3 separate regions of the Mus musculus genome follow, and all the other regions are linked to region 2. Evidence: chromatin loops called from intact Hi-C (ENCODE). Cell type or tissue: left cerebral cortex. All regions are shown on one strand.

Region 1 (8,000 bases), 260 kb after region 2:
CACACTGCCCAGGAGATGGCTGTCTAGGATGCAAGTCAGATTCCCACTCTGGGGCCAGGGTGGAGTGTGGGTGTGCTGGTGGAGAGTGGGGTGGGGAGCAGTCTGAAGCAGGTTACAATCTGCTCTCCCGAGCCTCCTTATGGCCACTTCCCTTTGGCTTTAGTGACTGGGCTGGGATCAGTGCCTGCCACCCACTTACTGGGGATGAGGACTGGGGTTCCTCTCCAGCTAAGAGTCCCCTGACAGGGTCTAGCTCTAGCTCCTGGCCTTTCATCCTGGGACAGCGGCCACCTTTCTCTACTTCTCCTGACCCTGGGCTACTGCTTTACTGTGAGGTCTCTAAAGGTTAAGTTCCTCAGATAGCATCCCATCAGCCCCTATAAGGAATGTACACGGGCAAGGAACAGGCTCCTCCTGTAGCTGCCTCTCCAAAAGCTATCACAGACCTGCACCTGAAGGGCTTCTCCTTGCCCACCTGTGGCTTCTGTCCAGGTAGAGCTGAGGACCTCGTCCTGCCTATTGGAAACATTTGTGTCGCCTTCTCCACAAATCATGGTAGAGGCTGGAGTCCTGAAACTAGGCTCTCCCAGCTGTCCTGGGCATGCGACAGGAAGAGGCGTGACTAGAGACATGTGTGTTCTAGTATGTGGGTGTGAGCTTTCCTGTACCCTCAAGCAGTGGCTGTCTCCTGGGTTGGCTCAGTTCTCTGGAGCTAACGACATGGAACCCGGATACTGCCATACTCCACCTTGGTGATGATGGACTGAAACTGATCCCATAAGCCAGCCCCAATTAAGTGTTGTCTGTGCAAGAGTTGCCTTGGTCATGGCATCTGTTCACAGCAGTGAAACACTAAGACACTTCCCCTGTGGACACTCTAGAGGGCTTGTGTTTGAATACTTGAGTGGGGATAGAGGTAGGAAGGCTGAGCCCTATCTCTTAGGGACAGCAGGGGAATCTGCCACGTATGGTGGGGCAGACAGCCTTTATACTCAGCCATCCTTCATCTGCCACTGGACAGTTGTGCCCTCACCTGGATATGCAGTCCTACTAAGAGGTCCTGTCGCACTTCTGCAGTGACTCCCAGCTCTAGTCTTCTGCCTTAGCTCAGGTCCCCGAGTGCTACATATAACATACTTTTCCAGATCTCCTTGGCCTGGTACTCAAGACCCCTACTCAGACACGAGGGTTGCCCATGGCCAACTTTCCCTTCTGATACTTTCAGTCATACCCACTGACCTCTTCCAGTCTAGAAGACCTTGGGTCTTCTCTTGTTTTGCACCCCAGAGAGTGTACAACCTGGCACCTGTCCCATCCCTCCTCCCCTCGCCACTTCACCCCTCCTCTGCTCTACAAGTCACTCTTGCCTATGAGCATGAACTCCATGTTGCTACAACCCTATCCCCTTTTTAGTCCTCCCTGTCCCCTCTCTAGTCCTCCCTGTCCCCTCTCTAGTCCTCCCTGTTCCCTTTCTAGTTCTCCCTGTACCTTCTCTAGTCCTCCCTTCCCCCTCTCTAGTCCTCCCTTTGTCCTCTCTCTAGTCCTCCCTTTTTCCCCTCTCTAGTTTTTCCTATCACCTCTCTAGTCCTCCCTCCTATAGCTCTCATTTGGGCATGCATAGCAGTTTCCTCCTCAGAGCACACCCTTTCCTGTGTACACTCTCTGCTATCCTTGTGGCCTCCCTGGTGGCCTTGGGGCCACAGCTTTGTGTGGCTAGGAAACAAATGCTTTGAACACATTGAGCAAAGTTTTGCTGCTTCCCTGGGGCTGAGCAAGGGCAATAGTGGTACCTGCTTGGAGTCCTTAACAGACTGGATTGTGTTCTTCCCACCAATGCATTCGTTCTACCAACCCCAGGTAGACCAGCCAATACTTGGCTGTGCTTGGAGGTGGCCCTTTGAAAGGGACATCAATGCAAACTGAGGACAGATGGACAGGCCCTAATCCAATATGACTGATGTCTAACCCCAAGTTCATCTTGGGATCCTGACATGAAACTGAAGTTTAAATAGAAGGAGTGACGTGGTTCTGCCCAGCAGGGACTCTTCATTGTCTCAGCTCGGGAAGACATCTCTGAGAGACAGGATCTTCCTCTGGCTTGCTCCAGGGCCCCAGTCTTTACCTCCTTCCAGCACAAGCTTCTGGGTTGTAATTCTAATTTACTGTGGGACCGTTGTTTCGTTAGTAAGATGGGCAAGGGAGGGGCAAGAGCGTCCCTCTAGAAAGGATCTTCAGTCATGCCACTCTGGCTGCAGTGTCCCCAGGACAGCTTGGAGTTGCACGGGGGGTGGGGTGGGGTGGGTGGGGGGGAGGGATGAGGGCACTGCGGTCCTTTGAGGTGAGGGTACTGGGAGGCGTAGACTTCAGGGCAGGGGTGGAAGGCTGGAGTCAGGGAGGCAGAGGGGACAGGATGATGTATCTGGTTGAGGGCTATTGGGTCATGCCATCCATGGCCACACACTGCACATATATTAGTGACAAGATCAAAATTGTCTTGGGTGCCTAGAACTTTGGGTGCCTGAAGACACTGAACTCAGCAGAGGGTAGGGACTGTAGTAGTCAGGGTTCTCTAGAGGAAGAGAAGGACTCTCTCTCTCTTTACATACATACATATATATATATTATATAATATATTATCTATATTACATGATATATAATATGTAACATATTATATATAATGTTATCTATACATCTAATATACATATATATAGATATATTAGATATACATATATGTGTATATATGTATATTCCATATACATATATATGGAATTACATGGAATTTATTAGTTTATATGGAATTTATTAGCATGCCTTGAGGCTGTGGTCCAGCTTGTCCAACAATGGCTGCCTACCAACAGATATCCAAGAACTCTAACACCAGTGAAGGAGAACACTTGCCTGTGAGCGTTTGAACAGGCAGGCAAAGAGCAAAAGCGTCCCTTTTCCATGCCTTTTGTATAGGCTGCCAATGGAAGGTGTGGCCCAGATTTTAGGGTGGGTTTTCTGACCTCAAATGATCTGGACTTAGGGTGGGCCTTCCGACCTCAAATGATCTAATGATTCAATCAAGAAAAAATCCCTCACAGATGTACCCAGCCACTTGGGCTTTAGTTAATTCCAGATGTAATCAAGTTGACAACCAAGAATAGCCACCACAGGGATCTACCTCAGTAGTAGGGCAGCGACCTAGATGTGCAGGACCCTGGTTATATCCCTAAGACTCCGGGAACAGAACCAGGAGAGGGCAGTGGATGGATTGGCTAAAGGGCAGGAGGAAGTTCAAGGCCATTTGGGAATTAAGGCTAAGCTGTAACCATGGCTATGGCTCAGGGGGAAGAGAAGAGTCATGGGAGGGAATCTGTCCAAGTTTTTCCATCTGCAAAATGGGTAATGGCTATAGACGCTTGTCTTAGAGATGACAAAGTGTATTTAACAATATTGCTGTGTCACTGATGTAACAAGGGCAGTTCCACAGGGCTTGTCCCCCTGCTTTACATTGGCTTATTAACAGCTCTTTCAAAGATGTGACCACATTACTAATTGCATCCTGAAGCCACATGGTTCTGTGAACGCAGCCCTGGGTGGCATTGTTTTTAGCCCTGTAGACTGCTGCTGAACATGGGGTCAGACTTGTGTGGGGCATGCTTTGAACCCAAGGATTCATCAAGAAGAAACCAAAGCCTGCTCTAGGCTCAGTGCATGTCTCAGACCCCAGACCTGCGTGTTGTTCCCCCCTTTCAAGCAAACGCAGGGGCCATGCCTGGTATGCCCAGCTTCAGACGGTAATAATGAGCTAGGCTAGGGACAGGTAATGTGGAGTCCAAGAACTAGATTGAGGACATCCTGGGGCAAGGAAAGGACACTCTCCAGCTTAGAGTGTGGAGGTTCTTGGTCCTTAGCCTCCTACAGACTTGCCAAAACCAGGGAGTCTGATTTGACCATTCTGAACCACCAGGCTTGTGAGCTTTCTTGGAGCAATGGTGCCCTCTTGTGGTCTTCTTTGCAATTGCAGACAGTGAATGTGACAGCTCAGTGCTGCGGGAGAGTCTACCCCACCATTTCCAGGGTGACAGTCCAGTCTGTTTTTTATACTTGGATGTCCTGGTGCTGTCTTTGGTTGCCTTGGTATGTCCTTGTTCCTCGTTTGTGTCATCTTTGTCCCTGGCATGTCTGTCTCCTACTGGTGTGGGCTGTCTGTCAAATATCTCTTCCCATCAGCCTCTGTCCCGCTGCCAAATTCTTTCCTGCTGTCTCTGGCTCTCCCTACCCTGCTCTCTGGTGTCTGTGTCCCTAAGCTGGGGTCATGTCTGTTCCCCTCCAGTTGGAACTGGTTTTTGAGAATGCAGGCTTAGCTGCTCTCTCCAGAATGAGTCAGGAGCTCCTGGAGGGACGAGGGCTCAATTCCCAGCTCTTGCTGACCTCAGAGAGGGTGCACAAGGGCAGAGGAACTGGCTCAGCCGGGGACTGGGACAAGAGATTTTCCAAATCATGTTTATGGGGTGGGTGGAGACATCAGGAGTCATGGGAGAGGAATGAGCAAACTAGATGTGGCCTGCCTGGCACTGTGCCTGTCCCCCTCCTCCTCTGGGGAGGGCCCAGCATGTGCTACCCACTGCGAGGGGTTGAGCACGGCTGCTTGAGTTGAGCTCCCTATCTACTTAATTGTCATCTGGGTCTGCTGTGCCTCAGGGCCTTTGCACAAACCCCTTTCTGACAGTTTCTATCTGATGCTTTACCTTTGAAATCATCTCTTCTGTGAAGCCTTTCCTGATTTACAGTATCTGAGATGAGCAGTGCTGTACACCTGGCTAATAGCTCTTCTTCCCTACTGTGTGTCAAATGCTGTATTATCAAAGTCTGTCCCTTCTTGGCCCTCAATAAATACTTCTAAGAGGATGTCCTAGAGTCTCTCCTAGTCCTACCAGAGGTTACCCCTTCCTGACTCCTCCTTTCCCTCTCTGCATATATATATGTGTGTGTGTATGTACATTTTTGTATATATGTACATATATGTATATCTAAATATATGTATATTTGCACATATACACATATACATATATGTATTGTATATATTTGCACATATATGTATATATGTACATGAACATGCATTAATGCATATGTACACAGGGTGGATGATGCTTTTACAGCTGTGGCATCTGGTCCACGAGCTGCTCATTTGCATCATGTAATAAGGCTTATGTCTAAGTTCATTACAACTGTATTAGGAGGGAAAATTCAGTTCTTCAGTCCCAATAGACACACTTCAGATGCTCAGCATCCATGTGGGCTAGAGATGGTGGGGCCCAGGGGACAGCACAGACACAGAACACTGGTGTCACCCCAGGAAGTTCCATTAGTCAGCACTGTCAAAGAACAAGCTTTGGAAAACATCCTACTCCTGGATTCTTTCCCACTGTGACGAGAAGGAGGAGGAGGAGGAGGAGGAGGAAGAAAAAGAGGAGGAGGAGATCTCCATGTGTCCAGCTCAGGATCTGAGGGATGGGGCATCTGATAACATGCATTGTTGGATGGCTCGATGTATGGTATGTACATGTAGATATGGGTGGATATACATATATATGGTTATATGTATGTATATATGTGTATATAAATGTACAGATGTATGTATATATGTACCCATGTATGAATACTCGTTCCTGATTTCCTGTATTCCTGAAACTCCTATCCATAGATGCCCCAGGTTGGAGCAGCAAGCAGTGTTGCTTCCTAGCTAGTTAGTTTTGTCATTTGTACACAAATTAGAGTCACCCGGGAAGAGGGTAGCTCACCTGAAGAACTGCCTCCATTGGATTGTCCTGCGGGGTGTCTGTTAGGCATTTTCTTAATTTCTAATGGTTACAGGAGGGCCTAGTCCACTGTGAGTGGTCCTTCCCTAGGCTGCTGCTAGGCATGGGCTGTATAGGCCATCACCCCTCTAGATGCTGGCCATCATCCCTCTAGATGCTTGCCATCTGAGGCAGTCTGGAGATGAGAGCAGTGAGTTGGCCCTGCTCCTTGCCAGCTACAGCACTTGGGAGAGTGGCCCTGCCTCTCCACTGGGCTGACTCTGGAGGCAGGGTGTGGGTGAGCTAGCCCGGAGAGCATGAGAGTGGGAGAGCTGAGTCTGCTTCCTACCAATGGCCATGTGGCCCAGCCAGAGCAGTGCTGGGGAACCCTCCCTGGTGGGTGGTGCAGATAAGGGAGAGCTGGTATGCTAACCAGCTTAACTCCCACCCAGGCCCAGATCCAAAATCTACATCATCTGTGAACTGCTGGGGCATGTGGAAGGGCCAGTCCTGCTGATCCAAGGGTGCAGCATCTCCATGACACTGGGCAACAACAGGACGACTGGGAGGAGTCACGGTGAGGGTCTAGTACTGATGGTGTTTCAGAAGCCTCGAACCAGACCAATGACTCATTGCGAGGAGCATTTGCAAGTGAAGATGTGTGGACAGAAGAGTATACTATGGGACACACTGACACACTACAGCTTCCAGGATAAGATGTTTTCTATGCTTTTTTTGGTTAATTTTTTGCTTGTCTGTTTGTGTGGTTTTTATTTGGGGGGGGGTAGGTTTTGAGGGCAGAGGGTGGATGCAAGGGGGAGATGAGTGGGACTGGGGTAGATGATGTGAAAAAGAATCAATAAGCCGGGCGTGGTGGCGCACGCCTTTAATCCCAGCACTTGGGAGGCAGAGGCAGGCGGACTTCTGAGTTCGAGGCCAGCCTGGTCTACAGAGTGAGTTCCAGGACAGCCAGGCTACACAGAGAAACCCTGTCTCGAAAAACAAAAACAAACAAACAAACAAACAAAGAATCAATAAAAAGTTAAAAAAAAAATACAAAGTGAGTTCCAGGACAGCCAGGGCTATAGAGAAACCCTGTCTCAAAAAACCAAAAAAAAAAAAAAAAAAAAAAAAAAAAAAAGTTAAAAAAATAATACACTGGTAAAAGCTATAGAGGAAGATTAAAAAAGAAAGGAAGGAAGAAAGAAAGAGAAAGAAAGAGTGAAAGAGAAAAAGAAGGAAAGGCAGCCCAGCAAGCCAGGGGAGAGAGCCAACAGGCATCCTTGCTCCAGGACTTTACGCAGTTCTGTCTCGGTTTCCCTCTGTAGCTTGCTTTCGGTTAGTGCTTTTTGCAGCAGCAGAGAAGCAAGCTGAACAGCCAGCAAGCTGGCAGGCGAGTGAGTGCCCTTTGCTCTCTACAGGCACTCCTGCTTCTGCAAATGAGCAGAGGGCTGTTCATGGCCTTTGTTTGAAATGTTTGACTTAGGGTGGCGGTCAGGGCACGTGGGGGATGTAAGTGCTTACCGGTCCCTGCTGTTAATGACAGCAGGGCAGCACAGGAGACTCCAAGCTGAGCAGTATCACAGGATGGAGGTAGCCAAGGTGGCTGGCATCAAGGAGCTTTCTCTACAGACCTGAACCCGAGAGGCACTGAGATGCCTGGAGAAGGATGGGGTAGCCTCGAGGCCAGAATCCAGTCCAGGTCAGGGAAGAAAGGAGCTGAGGCAGGCCTAGGGGAATCCCTAGCCCTAGCAAAGCCTTCCTAGCAAGTGGGTCTGGACATCCTGGGCCTGATGCAGAGGAGGTGGGAGCTGAGCAGTGCTCTGTCCATCCCCAGGGGCTGCTCTGCACTCAGTCCTGGTCAACCTTATTCTGCTATGGCTGGCATGGAGGGAAGAGTAACGCCGATGAGGGGAAATCTGCCTGAGTTCACCACATATATTTACTCAGAAGCATGTTTATACAGATGCGCATACCTACACTCCATCACAAACACACCCCTACACACACACACACACACACACACACACACACACACACACACAGGAAAATGTGTACGCATACTCTCACATGCATCCACAGACATATACAGGTGCAAACATACATATCTCCCTCCTAGAACTTTAATGGGTCCTTGGCTAACCTATGTTATTGTTGAAAAGTGGCCTCAAGGAGACTGGATTTGGTCGGGGCCTGTGCTTCAGGTGAGCCACA
Region 2 (8,000 bases):
AACTCACTCTGTAGACCAGGCTGGCCTTGAACTCAGAGATCCACCAGCCTCTGCCTCCCAAGTGCTGGGATTAAAGGTGTGTGCCGCCACCACCTGGTTTGACCTCTGTTTTCTTATCTGGTTGGTCTACTCATTGATTTAGCAAGTAGAAATTTAAGGCTTTCTACCAGGTGCGTGGCTTTGAGGATGCTGAAGTAAATTAAGTCTAACATTCTCTGTAGTTTGGTTGTAAAGGTTGGCTAGACTAATAAGGAATATGTTTTGCTTAGGACAGGCAAGGCAATGAAGGGGTTAACTGCTGGACTTGGGGAGAAATGGAGTGACTTACCTTCTTTACCTCTGTCTTAGAGGCTTCTTTTGAACTTTCTTCTTTTTTAGATTTATTTATTCTTGTTATTTTATGTGTATGAGTGCTTTGCTTGAACGTATGTATGTGCACCATGTGGGTGTCTGTGAAGTTAGAAGAGGACCTCAGATCCCCTCTGGCTGGAGTTACAGGATGGTTGTGAACTGTCATGTGAGTGCTGGGGATTGATTGTGGGTTCTTTGTAAGAACAAGTGCTGTTAACTGTTAACTGCTGAGCCAGCTCTCCGAGAGGCATAACTCCAGCCCTGACAGAGAGGTTTGTGTCACTGAACTCTTTGTTCAGAGGAGAGCTAGGGTGCCGGTGACCCTAGTTAAAACTCAGCCAACAGACTGTAGACATCTAGAGGAGAGCCTCTGAAGTCCACTCATCCATGCTGGGGCCTTGATACTGAGCCTGGAAAAGAAGGGACAAGGATGGGGGCCTACCTAGCTGCTCCTTTAGACTTCTCACTTCCTCCTCCAGCTGTTTGCTTCGGGTCCCCAGCTCCTCCTTTAGGGCCTGCCGCTGGCGGCTCATCTCTGAGGTAGGAGCAGTAGGCAGCAGGGATAGAGGAGGCATAAGGGAAGGAAATAACGTTACACGTAGGGGAACGTCTCGGCGGAGACACAGAACTAAGAAACTTGGGAGACCTTGAAAATGAGGGAGATAGGAAAGAAGACTCTCTCCCCCATATCTGTTTAGGGGGGACTCTGGCCTTTCCTCCCACTTACTCCCAAAGGTGAAAAAGGTAAGGGCTGTCACTGCATTTTGTTCATGCCAACACCAAGCATGGAACATTAGACACCCTAGGATGTGGTGATCCGTGTTCATACCAGGGATCTATCTTTGGGTCTCTGGACCCTGCCTATGCAGGGAAGGTGAGACTAGGTATGGCAGTTGGAATCACTCTTCATTTCCCTTCCTCCAATTCCCTGACCTCCTCCAGGCCCGTCTCCTGTCCACCTGATCAAACATACCTGCATATATGGCCTTCCCTTCACTTTGGGTTCTTTCCAGTTCAGCTTCTAGCCCTTGTAACCTCTGCTTCAGCCTGTCTTCAGAAGCCTTGGCTCGGCGAGCCTCTTCCCTCTGTAGAGCTGTGAGTATCGCAGAGCCATGCTCAGGCCTGACCGTGGATCTCATAGAATCAATCACCATAGCCTTGAACTCTGCTTCTCTTTGGGAACTTGGCAGTGTCAACCTCTTATGCAGTGTCTCTCCCTGGACCCTCTTGAAACCCACAGAGTTTTCATTCCTACAGAGTCAATAGTCTCTCCGTGTTCTGGCTACTAAAAAACAATGGCTTCCCGAGCTGCAGATTAGCTTCACGGTAGACTACTTACCTATCCTGAATGGGGTTGTGATTGCGTTCTCAGAGTCAGGGGGAAGAACAACTTCTTCATCAATCTTCATTGTCTAGCCCTTCCTCACAATCCTTGCCAACAGAGAATTAGCCCTGGACATAGTCCACACTTCCAGTTCCCCAAGAACCCAGAGATGCCACGTATGCCAAGGCTGCACGGATAGTTCTATGTCAACTTGACACAAGCTAGAATTATCAGAGAGGAGGGAGCCACAACTGAGAAAATGCCTCAGGCTGGAGAGATGGCTCAGCGGTTAAGAGCACTGACTGCTCTTCCAGAGGTTCTGAGTTCAAATCCCAGCAACCACATGGTGACTCACAATCTTCTGTAATGGGATACCCTCTTCTGGAGTGTCTGAAGACAGGGACAGTACACTCATGTACATAAAATAAATAAATCTTTTTTTAAAAAAGATTAGAAGCCGGGCATGGTGGCGCACGCCTTTGATCCCAGCACTTGGGAGGCAGAGGCAGGCGGATTTCTGAGTTCGAGGCCAGCCTGGTCTACAAAGTGAGTTCCAGGACAGCCAGGGCTATACAGAGAAACCCTGTCTCAAAAAACAAACAAACAAACAAGAGAGAGGGAGGGAGGGAGGGAGGGAGGGAGGGAGGGAGGGAGGGAAGGAAGGAAGGAAGGAAGGAAGGAAGGAAGGAAGGAAGGAAGGAAGGAAGGAAGAAAGAAAATGCCTCTATAAGATCTGGCTATAGTTAAGCCTATAGGGCATTTTCTTAATCAGTGAATGATGGGGAGGGCCCAGCCCATTGTGGGTGGTGCTACCCCTTTGCTGGTGGTCCTGGGTTCTATAAAAAAGCAGGCTGAGCAAGCCATGGAGAGCAAGCCAATTAGCAGCACCCCTCCATGACTTCCGTATCAGCTCCTGTCTCCAGGCTCCTAGCTCCTCTCCTGACTTCTTTCAATAATAAACAGTGCTTTGGGTGCGCAAGCCAGATAAACCATCTCCTCCCCACGTTGCTTTGGTTGTGGTGTTTCTTCACAGCAGTGATAACCCTGACTAGGACCTGTCATTGCTGCTGTCTCCTGAGGCTCCACACTCCTTACCCAAGCGGTCCTGAAGCAGCTCCTTCTCGAGCAGCACCAGCCTGTGCTTGGCCTCAGCCTCCACACCTGTCGTGGCAAACCACGGAGTCTTAGGCTACGCTGATCTCGCCCCTGCCCTGTCTTCCTCCCGCACTTTTTGCAGGATGGGGGAAGATCACTGATACCCAATGCCAAAATCTGACAAATTCATAGCCAAGCCTTCACTGCCTTGTACTTGGTGTGTGCTCAAAAGAAGGGTGAAACAGATGACAGAGGCAAAGGACTAGAGGGGGCTCCAGGGGGAGAGAGGCAGTCTCCGGTCCCCAGCCTGGCCGAATCTGAACTCAGGGCTCTGAAGAGGAGGGCAAGAGAGCCTCACTTTAGCCAACTGTGGTGTCAATGCCTAACTAATGCCAGGCATTGTGAGCACCAGGCTGTCCCAGCACTAGGAGGACTAGGAGGATACGTTTGAGGCTTGCCTGGGTTTCTTAGTGACCCTGTGTCAAAAGAACAAAAGACAAAACCAAAACAAACGCCCTCTGTCTTGTTGCCCAGGGAGCTGGATTCCCTCTAAGGACCTTGGTGTGGACATGGACATGCAGGGGCACTGGCCTTCACCCATGGTGACTCACCAGGACTTGAATTCTTTTTCTTCTTCCGTGCCTCAGCTTTTCTCCCCCTTCCTTTGGTTTTAGGTGGCATCCCGCTGTCCTGACGAAGGGAAGACCTATGTAGGTCAGCATACAGACAGGCTTTCCTGACTCTTACACTGAGTTGGTTGGGGGTTTCTGGAGCATCAGAGTGCCAGTCTCCCAGTGCATCTTACACTTCTATAGAAGCTTCATTTCTTGGTCTCTGGGACCCTTAGGGAGGGCTGGGATCACTGAGGGAGAACAATCCTATGTGCAGCAGTCAGCTTCTTAGAGAAACTTCTGGACATCCCTTCTCTCTCCCCAACTTGTGTACTCTCCTCCTTCCTACCTACCTGCAAGACTTTCTGTTGCTTGTGTGGTGTCTCCCTGGGAAATGACATGTCATGGGGACAGTAAAGAGAGACCCAAGTAGATTGAGTCTAGGGAGGAGCCTGGGTCCTGGGAGCCAATCCAAGGTGTAAAACTTCCTCAAGAGGTGGGACCAAGAACTGGGATGTTGGGTTTCTGGATACTGCACGTTGTCCAGGCAACTGGAAAACTCAGGCAGGTGGGTGAGCTAAATCAGCTCATACAAAGGAAAGCTTCTCTTTTTACCTCCATATCCTAGCCCTAAAGAAGAGGCTTAGGAGCCGAATAGCTATTATTCATGTCTACACAGGCACTACCTGTGGTCTGGAGACTCTCCAGGCTAGGAATCTACAAACTTGCAGTCTGGGAGAGCAGTGTTTTGCAAGACATAGGGAAAGCAGGGATAGCGGCCATCACAGCTACTTTATATCTGGAGGTTTCGTGTGAACACAGTGACATTATTTACTTTAAAACAGAAGGTTTGGGGGCTGGAGAGATGGCTCAGTGGTTGAGAGCACTTGGCTGCTCTCCCAGAGGTCCCGAGTTCAATTTCCAGCAACAGCATGGTGGTTCACATCCATCTGTAATGGTATCGGATGCCCTCTTCTGGTGTGTCTGAAGACCACCAGATACATAAAATAAATAAATAAATGTTTTGTTTGTTTTTTGTTTTTTGTTTTTGTTTTTGTTTTTTTTTAAACAACAACCTGAAGGTTTGCCTCAAAAAGGCTACTGTGGTGTGTGAGGGAAACATGTTCTGACACAGGTAGTTGAAAGGATGCTGACCCACAAAGAGGAACACAAATTAGACAAGAGTCTGGAGTTCAGCTACTTAATTTTGCTCAGCTTGTATTTCTTGGTGTATAAGTTTTGTAGCTCCTGAAATCCCCAGACGTCAGTGCAGTGTTTACAGGACTCCTTTTTCCCTCTCCAGTCAATCTTGCCTTCTCCCACTATTTCTTTATGAGGTTTAATCTGCAGGCAGGGGTTTAGCAGCCCCCAGGCTCCCTGCAGCATAAAGTTGCTTAGGGCTCCCTCTAGTGGACTTGCTTGACCGCCTGCACCTCCTAAAGTTTGCAGTTGGTAATTTCTTGGGCAATATTGGGGGAGATCCCCTTTACGGGGTGTTTTTTAGTATCTTATGTATAATTAAAATTTGATTGTTGGCAGAAAGCATGACGGGAAGCCCTCCCTCCATCTGGGAGAGATCCGTCTGGACCTGTGCCATCTCTGGGCACCATAATGTCACCATACATAGAATTTAAACAAGCCTTCCTCCCTGTGGATTATGGAACCTACAGATCCTTTTTAGGCATGTCTGTCCATTCTAGTCCCTGAAAATGTTGGTCAGTTGCATATTATTAGAAGCAAATCTGCCGAAACAGACACAAGATGTGGGACTATGAAATCACTTCCAGAGCAAGCGGAAGGTCAATACCTGTTTTATTTAACTCCGTAGCACTTTAGATACTGTAAGAGAGAGTTTTAATTTTTATTTTTGATTATGTTCTTTATGTGTGGGTTTGTGAGCACAGTGCCGGGGGGCGGGGGAGGCTACAAGAGAGCTTTGGAGTCCCTTGGAGTCGGAGTTACGGGTAGTTGTGAGCAGCCCACCAGTGTGGTGCTGGAAACCAAATTCGAGTCCTCTTCATGAGCAGGACTCACTTTTAACTGCCGAGCCATGTCTCCAGCCCCGGCTCTGGACACTTTATAGAGCAAAGAGTCCTACTTGTCGTTGTGATGCTTACAGCCCCTGTAACGTAGGGCTGGTGACCCCGTACACAGGTCTCAGATATGGAGAAATCTCATTTTTCATCACGTTTTCATTTATTCTTCCTTTAGAATCTCCGGTCCTTTCCCAGGAGCTTCTCAGGGACTTCTTTCCCTGAATCTCTGTCACTCACGTTTGTGCTTGGAAGGACACATTGGGGATGACAGAACACAACCTAGACCTCATGTTTTAGGAGATCGTGTATTTTACAAATGAGTTCAGTCAACTGACTCTCAGGTGCAGGATCAGGATGTGGTTTGAGGTCAAGGTGAAGTGGAGAAAAAAAAAGGTGCCATGTGTCACGTGATGAACTGGTCCCAACGGAACCCAGAAAGGGGTTGGCGTTGTGCTCAGCAATTCAGCCCCTCTTTAGAAAACAAACCAAATAAAAACTGTGAGAAAAAGGCCAACCTTCCCTTCTCTTTTTATTGACTTCAGTTTAGAAGCGACGATAGGAAAGATCGTTTCTGATCTCACTGTCTCTGTTAATTTTTTTTTTTTTTTTTTTTGGGCTGGGGAAGCTGGAGAAATGGGTCAGTAGTTAAGGGTACACGCTGCTCTTGGAGAAGACCCATTCAAGTGCACACACACATTCAGATTGTTAAAATTAAATCTTAAAAACTTGTATTACATTTAGTGTGTGGTCAGAGGACAGCCCATGGGGACTTGGTTCTATCCTTCTCCCATGTGGATCTGTGGGATTGAACCCAGGTCGTTGAGTCTGGCAGCACATACCTTTACCGACTAAGCCATCTTGTTGGCTCCCTGTCCTCCTTTGAATAAGATCTATCCAGGATGGCTTCTGTTTGCTTGTCTTTTGAGAAAGGGACTTACGTGTAGCTCTGACTGACCTGGAACTCCTAGATTGGGGCCTCTACCTCTGTTTTTTCAGGGCTGGAATTAAAGCTGTGCACCACAGCCTGATCTGGACAAGAGTATTGAGGAGATATATAAGAGGGACAATCATTCACTTTTATTCAAATAGGACATTGGTTATTTATATATTAAAAGAAATGTGACCTGATCAAAAACACAGTGGCCTTGGCCTACACCACCGGCTCTCCCCCTTCCTAATGCCGTGACGCTTTCCGACAGTTCCTTGAGAACCCCAACCAAAAATTATTTCTATTGTTGCTTTATAGCTGTAATTTTGCTATTGTTATGAATTATAATGTAAATATCTGTGTTCTCCAATGGTCTTAGGTGGCCCCTGAGGATCCCTTAGGGGACCACAGGTTGAGATCCACTGGCCTCCAGGAACTGTGAGCTAAGCAGGGTGACATAGCTACTTGGGAGGCTCTTCGAGGAGGATGCTTTGAACCAGATATTTAATGTCAGCATGGGAATCACATTGAGACCTGTCACCAAAAGAGAAAAGGGAGGAGGGGGAGAAAAGAAAAAGGAAAACAACCGTTGCTTAGGACGATGAATAATAAATATTTTTCTGGTTGTAGGTGTCTCTGACTTATCATTAACTCACACGGGAGGAAGTCTGGCTCAGTGTGGCCCATGTGTGTTGCTTTTTAACTTTTACAAGATTGGTGTGGGTTCAGCAAAGTGTGAGGCACCAAGCCCTGGCCCTGGCCTGAGGCGTTTCCTGTCAGGGTCCAGTCTTCTAGAAGAAAATAGGAGGGCAGCAAAGGCTGCTGCAATCCAGGGCCAGGGGGCTACCATCAGGAAGTGGAGCCTGCCTATTGCTGATGCCTGGAAGGGTCAAGAAGGGACTTCTAAGCTTGAAAGGTTTGCTGGATGGGAGGAATTGGTCTGGTAAGGTTAGTAGAATCAGGTGGTGTGTGTGTGTGTGTGTGTGTGTGTGTGTGTGTGTGTGTGTGTGTGTGTGGTGTATGTGCGTCTTTCTTGGCAGGAAAAACAGCTTTGCAAAGGCCTAGAGGTATGTGGCTCTCAGATTTCTGGAATTAGAAAACTGTACTCATCTTCTCTGGGCTGGATTTTGAGCTATTAAAAAATATATATAAAACGTAGGGTGGTTTTCAGTTCCTCTCTTTGTTTCCCTCTGGGGAAAAGAGCTGCTGGGCCCTTGGCCACTTCTCTGATGGACAGACGGGAGGTTAGAGGTATGGAGAGGTCAGGGTATGGGGACTGCTCTCTGCAGATATGGATGGCTCCGCTGACCCCTGCCTGGGGGATGGGACAGGCTTTCAGAGATTGGGTTGCTGTCTTTTGTTCTTTGAGATGGCAGCTGTGCTTCTCCCAGGAAATTGACACAGGAGTCAGTGTCAAAGTATCCTGAAGGGTGCTCAGGTTTCTGGCAAATCCTCTACCTTTCTCATGCTTAGGAGAGAGATGGCAGCCTCCAGATGACCAGCAGCGAGGGTTCTGGGTTAGAAATGACACTGGGATTAGATGCAAGTCTTCGTGATGCTATGTATATAGTAAATTCTGATGAGCACTTAACAGCTATGTTTACAGTTTAAATCAGAGTTTTGCTGGGGTTTCAAATTGTCTCCTCCTAATGACT
Region 3 (8,000 bases), 94 kb before region 2:
CACCACTCAACAAAAACAAAAGTTTTTTAAAAGTTAGCTAGAGGGGGGAAAAGAGACTGTGGGGCAGAGGGTGCACTGGGTAGGTCTTGACTTCTCCTTAGCAACGCTCCACAGCGGGGAAACCTCAACACCCGCCTCCGGAAGCTGGATGAGCTGCAGGAATTCAGTGCCATCGTCCTGGCTGTGGCTGGCCTACAGCGCATGGGCTGGCAGAACCGGGTGGGCCAGGTAGGAGCTGCCCTGTTCTGCTTCCCATTGAATCTGCCTCTCTCCTGCCTTGATTTCTTCCTGACCATTCTGCCAACAACACTACAACCAGAAGCCCAGGCTAGGGATATTGGGACTCATTGCTGGACTTCCTACCTGTGCCTTCCCCAGGCTTCCTAGATTGGCAAACCCTAGCTCACTGCCTTTGAACATCCCCTATCCCACCATCTTGTCTCTCTCCACAGATTTTGCACCCAGAAGAATGCATGTATGCTGTGGGTCAGGTAGGTTTGCCTGGAGAGAACCTGGTTCATAACCTTTGGCACCTGCTATCCATCAAATAAGATGTTTAGAGAGGGACAGGTTTGGTTGTTATGCATAAGACCCAGGGAAGCAGGTAGAGGTGTGTTTCTCATGCTTAGCTCTATTACTAGAGAAGATCAGGCCTGTTGTTCTTTAGGGAGCCCTAGCCGTGGAAGTCCGAGCCAAGGACCAGGATATCTTGGACCTAGTGAGTGTGTTGCACGATCCTGAAACTCTGCTTCGCTGCATTGCTGAAAGGGCTTTTCTGAGGCACCTGGTAAGATGGGCTCCTCCCATGGTGTTGTGGGGAAACCAGGAAGGGCAGTAGGGAGAGAGATTTGTCAAGTACTCAGTATGTAATGTTTTGTATGTATGGAGAGGACCTTGATCTGGCCCCTTGAGGTCTGTGGTCAAAAGTGGTGTTAAAGGCCCTTAGAGCTCAAAGGAACATATCATTGCAGGAAGGAGGCTGCAGCGTGCCCGTAGCAGTGCATACAGTGATGAAAGATGGGCAAGTAAGCCAGGGAAATGGATGAGGGGAGGGACTGTCATTTCCATGTGCACCGAAACATCTAAGTAACTTTCTTTAAATATCCTGGTACAAACATTTTATTTCCTAGCTGTACCTGACTGGTGGAGTCTGGAGTCTAGATGGCTCAGATAGCATGCAAGAGACTATGCAGGCCACCATCCAGGTCCCTGTTCAGGTATTGACTGGGAGATGAGGAAGGAATAAATAGAACTGCTTGTAATCTTCCTCTTACCAAAATTGTAACCTGTCATCCAGCAAGAAGATGGTCCAGAAGATGACCCACAACTGGTTGGAATCACTGCCCGTAACATTCCAAGAGGAGCCCAGCTAGCTGCTGAGAACCTGGGCATCAGCCTGGCCAGCTTGCTGCTCAACAAAGGAGCCAAGAACATCCTGGATGTTGCACGGCAGCTTAATGATGTGCGCTAACTGGTCTGTAGGGCACAGGAACCCTGGCTGCCACTCCACTGCCTACTTCTGGCTTCCAAGTGCCCTGTGCTCCATCCCTAGGGATGTGATTATCCCAGGAAATTGAACCACGGGGTTGTTGAGACTTCCACTTTGGAAGATATGCCTCACCTTGGGGCCTCCATATCTGCCTTTCCCTCAGTAGTTGGGGGCTTCATCTCTTTAGAGAAAGTCCATGCCAATCTTTGAATGTAACCAATACCACTAATAAACCAGTTTAGAATGTGGTTCTTCTGATAGAGTTGGGGAAGATATGAATAAACCCAAAGCCCTTTTAAACTTGAATTGAGTCTGAGACCTTTCTGTTGTAAAACACGCTGTGATTTGCCTCATGTTCTCAAAAAAAAAAAAAAAAAAAAAAAAAAAAAAAAATCAGCCTTCAATTCCTACAGCCTGTCTTCAGTCAACGGGATCTTCGTGGATTACATAGCCTTTCCCACTCCCACGGCCTGCAGAAAGGGAAGTCCCATTCTCTCCCAAGATGTGCCAGGCACATGGCTCTACCACGGAGCTATATGTCCAGCCCTGGGACTACAGCATTCAACATTAAACCACTTTTTTAAAAAAACAAAACCAAACGATCCTTTAATAAAATTAGCCCATTAAATCTCCCCACTTAAGGTTCTAAACTTGTAATAGCTGCAAAAGTTCCAGTTCAGAAGCCAGAGGCTCAGTCCAGACAGGGATTCACCGGCTTGTGCTGGTATCTAGGTGTTTGGGTTGTAGTTGAGTCGCTGGGGAAGAGGGGATGGATGGCTAGGCCCGGCTGCCAGTCGCCTGCGGCAGGTATAGAACTCTTGTCCACAGGCCGGTAAGCGTCTCTCTGACCCTTGCCGGGAGGTATTCCTAGAGAAACTGGGTTCACATTACAACCATTTTTGGCCCCGCCACACCACACTGGCCTACGAATGGCGACAGGGTCAACTGGTATGAGGCCAGCAACGGTGACACCGAAGGAAACAATGTGATCCATTTCTCCTCCTCTAAGCCCGGCAATCAAGTCACTTTTCAAAGGTCCAGGCGAGGGCTAAGCACCAAGCTGAAGCAAAGACGCCGGGGCTGTAGCTGCGGAGGGACTAACCTTCAAGCCCACCGCGGCCGGACGTCTGAGCGAGGGGCCGAGACTCCGGGAAGGCGCCGCAGCCTCTCCGCACGGAGCCGTCGTCCACAACCGAGAACGGCGAAGCGATGTCACGAGCTCCGGGATGGGCAGGTGCCGCGGCGCCCGCGTCCTCCGTGGCAGAACCGGAGGCCGTGCGGGGTAAGGGGAAGAGTGGCGCGAGGGCGGGGAGGGGAGAGGAGGGAAAGAGAAAGGATGGGGACGCGGCAAGCCGCCGCAGCCCGAAGTGGCTCAGCTCTTTCTGTGAGGGAGGTGGTGGCCCTTAAAAGGGCCTTTGTGGAGGTGTGGGGAGGGCTGGGCGGCCTCGGCGCGGGCCCCCTCAGTACTCCTGAGAGGCCTGCGAGGCCTTCTTGCCGACCGCCGGCGCCTTGGGCCCCACGGTGGCGCTGCTCTTCTTGGGCAGCAGCACGGCCTGGATGTTGGGCAGGACGCCGCCCTGCGCGATGGTCACGCCGCCCAGCAGCTTGTTGAGCTCCTCGTCGTTGCGGATGGCCAGCTGCAGGTGGCGCGGGATGATGCGCGTCTTCTTGTTGTCGCGGGCCGCGTTGCCCGCCAGCTCCAGGATCTCGGCAGTGAGGTACTCGAGCACCGCTGCCAGGTACACCGGCGCGCCTGCGCCCACGCGCTCGGCGTAGTGGCCTTTCCGCAGCAGCCGGTGTACGCGGCCTACAGGGAACTGAAGGCCGGCGCGTGAAGAGCGCGACTTGGCCTTGGCGCGGGCCTTGCCGCCGGTCTTGCCGCGTCCGGACATAGTGTACGAGGTAGAAGAGCTGCGAACAACGCTGAGAGACCACGAACTACCAACCGCCGCAGTCAACGGTCGCCTGGCCGGCCAAGCCCGGCCTTATAAACTCCCTGGACACGCCCCCGCTTCCTCCTGATTGGTTCCTTTTTTAATACCCACCTCTGGTTGGTTGCAATTAACCCTTCGGTGACGCGCCTTAGCTGAGAGAACGCGCCCAGTGATTGGTCCAATTTGAAAACCTTTTACCCGGGGAAGAAGACAAGGCGGAGTGGCCGCAAGCCGGAGGCTGCTCACCCCTGGAAATGGCCAATCCGTGTAGAGCGCGCGAAATTTAAACGCTACGGCGCGACAACAAAACCTGAAGACTAGAAGGGTGGAGCTTGGAGCTACCTCTACAGTTTCTGGGAAATTTGAGTCGGTCTTTGGTCTTAAAGGAAAAGGGTCTACACTATAAGCAGCGTTCTCCTTCCAGGTTAGAGCACTTCCCACTCCCTCCTCTAATCTGGTAGACGGAGGGTTTATTTGTTCATTATTATTTTTAGGTTTGTTTGTTTGTTTTTCGAGACAGGGTTTCTCTGTGTAGCCCTGGCTGTCCTGGAACTCACTCTGTAGACCAGGCTGGCCTTGAATTCAGAGATCCGCCTGCCTCTGCCTCCCAAGCCTGAGGATTAAAGGCGTGCGCCACCACCATCTGGCTTTTGTTTGTTTGAGACAGGGTTTCTCTGAGTAGCCCTGCCTGTCCTGGAACTCAGAGATCAGCCTGCCTCTGCCTCCCTAGTGCAGATTAAAGGGAGGGAGGGTTTAAAAGAAACGAAATGAAACCTCCTAGGAGTTTAATCCTATGCCAGAAAATGGAGCACTGTGATCTTTTATGCTATCACAAGTTTGTGCTGCGATATTTATTCAACATGTTCTGTCTGGTCTTAGTTTGTGACAGGCCTTTTTTGCAAGAAAGGGTCTGATGGAACAGAGATCGGTATCCTATTGGGAAAGGTACCCGGTCTAACCCTTCCAATCTATCCTAAAATGCCTATATAAAAAATAAATATACCAGACTTGGCATATAGTTCAGTGGTAGAGCAGTTAAGTATAAGGAAGCCCCGGTGTTCACTCCTGAAGCACCACGAAGGTTAAAAAGGACAGAGGGAGGGGATGCTACACTAGAGGAACAAGTAAAAGGCAGTCCTTTATTGTCACCGTTCTGAGCACATGGCCCTGCCTCTACGCTTCCCAATCACAACACTTCATTTGATAGTCAAATGTGAGGTCACCTTGGAGTATGTAGCCCTAACTCTAGCCCTAGCCCAGGTTCTCTCTCAAGGCTCAGGTGAATTCCTTTAGAGTTAGCGCTCTGAAAGCTGAGCTACGAATATTTGCATAATAGAGGCTACAAGCCCACCTGGTGAGGCTGCAGATGGGACAGAAAGGGAGGGCAAGGCAAGATGAAAGCCCTAGGCAAAGTCCAACTAGCGGACTTCAAGTCCAGCAAGGTGTCCATCCAGGATATCAGTAGTCACAGATGGCAGAAGCTGAGAACAAAAGTGTCAGCGAGGCCTGGACCAGAGGGTCATCTCGGACCAGACAGAGGCTGGTCCTGGCTGAGGTCCAATGGAGACTGTGAGGTAAAGGGCAGCTGTCAGGGAGCTCAGACATCATAGAAGAGTCGGACGAGTTGGTAACGAATGGAGAAGGTGGCGGCGCTGCTTAGGACCTGGGAGAAGTGGACTGGAATTAGAAGCAAGGCCAACCAGAGATGTAAACGCCATGGCATTACTAAGCCCCACCCTGAGCTGTACCTGCAGGAGCAGCAGGAGCAGGGTGAGGTTTCTCTCATGTATAGGCCCAAAGACTTTAAGTAGCAAGTTGATGAGGGTCATGTTGTTACACTCAGTGAAGGCACCGTCCTCACTCTCACCTTGGTGAACTGTCACTAACCGGAGGTTCTCTGCTACCTGCAGGGACCAGAGGTGAAGATGACTTCAGTTATGCAGATCTACTTCACGAATAGGGATCTTCTTGATGTTCCCAAACTCCCCTTGGGCCTGAAAAGGCCTAGGTTTCTCTTTTCCCAAGTTAAGGATGGCGGCCTCGGGCCTTACCTCCTGTTACCTTGTTACCTTTAAAATAAAGGTGCCCAGGAAAGAGAGGTTCTTGGTCTTGAACTTGGAATAGCTCATTTCCAGTTTGCCTGTCTTTGCGTTGAGTCTGCAATGGGAAGATAATTTCATTTGACTGAATCAGAGACCTCTGCACCCTGGTTACTAAGAAGAGTACTGAGGCCGGGCGTGATGGCGCACACCTTTGATCCCAGCACTCAGGAGGCAGAGGCAGGCGGATTTCTGAGTTCAAGGCCAGCCTGGTCTACAAAGTGAGTTCCAGGACAGCCAGGGCTATAAGGAGAAACCCTGTCTTGAAAAACCAAAAAAAAAAAAAAAAAAAAAAAAAAAAGAGTACTGAGTACTTATGTACTGGAGTTGGTTTCTGGCTCCGTGATCAGGGCTGTTGTAAGCATTACATACTATGTAAGTAAACGAGCTTCGTAAATTACAATGGGCTACCCACATACAGTCGGCTCATCTTTCCCCTCATGTTTTTTTTACATAGGAAATGCAAGTTGGCTTTAGCTATCCCAAGTCAGAAACTATTATGACCCTTGAAAGCCCCAGAGTGGTTACCTGGGCATCCGGTGTCGAGGGCAGGGGATGATATGGAAGAGCTGAGGCAGTGAGTAGAGGAAATTGAATACTTGTGGCATAAAGAAGAGCAGCATGGTCTTGCTGAAGTGTCCCAAGATCCCCACCACGGCAAAAGTCATGCCCGCAAAGTAACAGAAGGTGTCTCCCACAAACACGCGGGACGGGTACCTGTGTGGGAGAGAGGATTTCAGCCAATGGCAAGAGTTGTTACTGACTCTTTCTTTCAGTCACTCGCTCTGAGTAACAGGCCAGCCTTGACCCTGAGTTCTAAAAGAAAGGCTGTTCCAGAAACTCTATAGGCCCCACGGCCCCCAACTCATCTACTCCTAGGGGCTACACAGCATTTGTTCCCAACTCCTGCAGGATAGGCAGGGATTCCACACCAGCACCAGGCTGCTCTGTAGCTCACCGGGCAAGCAGTCACCTAGCGAGTACAAGGTCATGGATTTGATCCCCAGCACGAGGGTGTGCAGATGGTGGGGTGAAGGGTGGGATCTAATAGCACATGCCTGTATTTCTAGGCCAGCCTGACAACACCGTAAGTTCAAGGCCAGCCTGGGCAACTTACTAAAACCCTATTCTCAAAAAAAAAAAAAAAAAAAAGTCTGGGGATACAGCTAAAATCTAAAGTGCTTGCTTAGCATTAAGACCTCAGATTTAATACCCTGTTCATAAACACAAACACACACACACACCAGACGAGTGCTTGTGCTCACACAAGAGTGGCAAACTACTACCAATGGCAGAGCCAGAGAATATCCAACAAAAGTATGAGCAATTTTAGTCTCTTCATTAGAAGCTGGGTTATGTCAAGCCCATCTCTGCCACATACATCAATCATTTCCTCTCTCATCCATAGGCCTACATACCAGTTGTGGTAAAGCAGTCCCAAGGTGGTAAAGAAAAATGGTATCATGAAGTAAAGGGAAAAGATATGATCATCTCGATAATCACCTTTGGAGCAAAGCAAACAGAAGGGAGTCAGTACCGGCATCCCGCTGTGTACCTTGGTCTCATTTGTATCTAATTTATGTTCCCAGCCATTAGGAACACAGCACCCAAGTCACTTTCAAGACCAACTCTACCCCACCCTGCCACTGCTGCTCCCTGACTTCCTATGTAGCCAAGTCTGGCGGGCACCTCCCATGTGCTGGGATGACAGGTGTTTGCCACCGTGCCCAGCTCTAACTTCCCCTTTCACATCACCCAGGCCATTCCCGATACTCTCATTACTTTCATTGACCTATAAAAAAAAAAAAAAAGCTAACAACAGACTAGAAAGATGGCTCAATGATTAACAGCACTAGCTGCTCTTTCAGAGGTCCTAAATTCAATTATTCAATTCTCAGCACCCACATGGTAGCTCACAACCATCTATAATTGTAGTCTCATCGAATCTGGTGACCTCTTCTGGTGTACAGATAAATGTACATGTAGATAAAACATCCACATGCATAAAATCTTTTAAAAAACAAAACATAAAAAAACAACCAAAAGGCTAGTGACTCCTAATATTCAGAAGACACAGGAATATCTCCTGGTGTAAGACCAGCCTGGGCTACATTGTGAGTCCCAGGATAGCCAGAGGTATGGAGAGGAAGAGAGAGAGACACAGAGAGAGACAGAGAAAACAACAGAAAACCTAGTGACTATCTTAAATGTGGTTTAAAAATTCCAGCTGGGATTTGATTGAATACCAGTTTTATTTCCTAGCTGTGTGAAATGACACATTGAATTTTGGTAAGCTTCCATTTATCTGTCAAAAACTGGGTACTGCCAGTTATACAGAGTCATTTAATTTAAATGAGATAATGCTTTAAATATGCTTAGCTTTAGCTGGGAGACAAGGGGAGGCACACATCCCTTTACTCTCAGAACTTGGAGCTCTGTGAGTTCCAGGGCAACGTGGTACATCCCTGTCTCAAAACA

Evidence for each region. Hi-C counts contacts between places; a loop is a spot of excess contacts. Peaks named below come from ENCODE experiments on the same cell type or tissue, not always from the same donor. Only the 100,000 strongest peaks of a DNase experiment are listed, where the experiment ranks them.
Region 1: it touches region 2 in a loop (3-fold over the local background); 13 of 42 quality-filtered maps call a loop at or near these places.
Region 3: it touches region 2 in a loop (2.0-fold over the local background); 6 of 42 quality-filtered maps call a loop at or near these places.

The regions. Positions count from the first base shown.
Region 1 is chr9:43,980,809-43,988,808 of GRCm38, reverse strand. No RefSeq gene overlaps it. Among named protein-coding and RNA genes, the nearest start is that of Gm30373, 11 kb to the right of the region's middle. In left cerebral cortex, a CTCF peak has its summit at 3,991 (motif pointing left); DNase peaks (open chromatin) are centred at 3,989, 5,407 and 6,134.
Region 2 is chr9:44,236,458-44,244,457 of GRCm38, reverse strand. It overlaps Ccdc153 (coiled-coil domain containing 153), which reads right to left and starts at 3,781. Exons shown (of 7, transcript NM_001081369.2): 1 at 3,735-3,781; 2 at 3,382-3,460; 3 at 2,771-2,836; 4 at 1,325-1,444; 5 at 794-886. The coding sequence starts at 3,451. In left cerebral cortex, a CTCF peak has its summit at 4,798 (motif pointing left); a DNase peak (open chromatin) is centred at 4,797.
Region 3 is chr9:44,330,143-44,338,142 of GRCm38, reverse strand. It overlaps Dpagt1 (dolichyl-phosphate (UDP-N-acetylglucosamine) acetylglucosaminephosphotransferase 1 (GlcNAc-1-P transferase)), which reads right to left. Exons shown (of 9, transcript NM_007875.3): 5 at 6,941-7,025; 6 at 6,051-6,239; 7 at 5,493-5,580; 8 at 5,172-5,327; 9 at 4,248-5,086. The coding sequence ends at 5,021. H2ax (H2A.X variant histone) reads right to left here and starts at 3,428. Exons shown (of 1, transcript NM_010436.2): 1 at 2,066-3,428. The coding sequence starts at 3,381. The coding sequence ends at 2,950. Hmbs (hydroxymethylbilane synthase) reads left to right here. Exons shown (of 14, transcript NM_001110251.1): 9 at 115-228; 10 at 453-491; 11 at 668-787; 12 at 972-1,025; 13 at 1,131-1,217; 14 at 1,298-1,795. The coding sequence ends at 1,471. In left cerebral cortex, CTCF peaks have their summits at 3,045 and 3,731; DNase peaks (open chromatin) are centred at 2,377, 3,105 and 3,560; H3K4me3 peaks cover 2,131 bases; H3K27ac peaks cover 1,392 bases.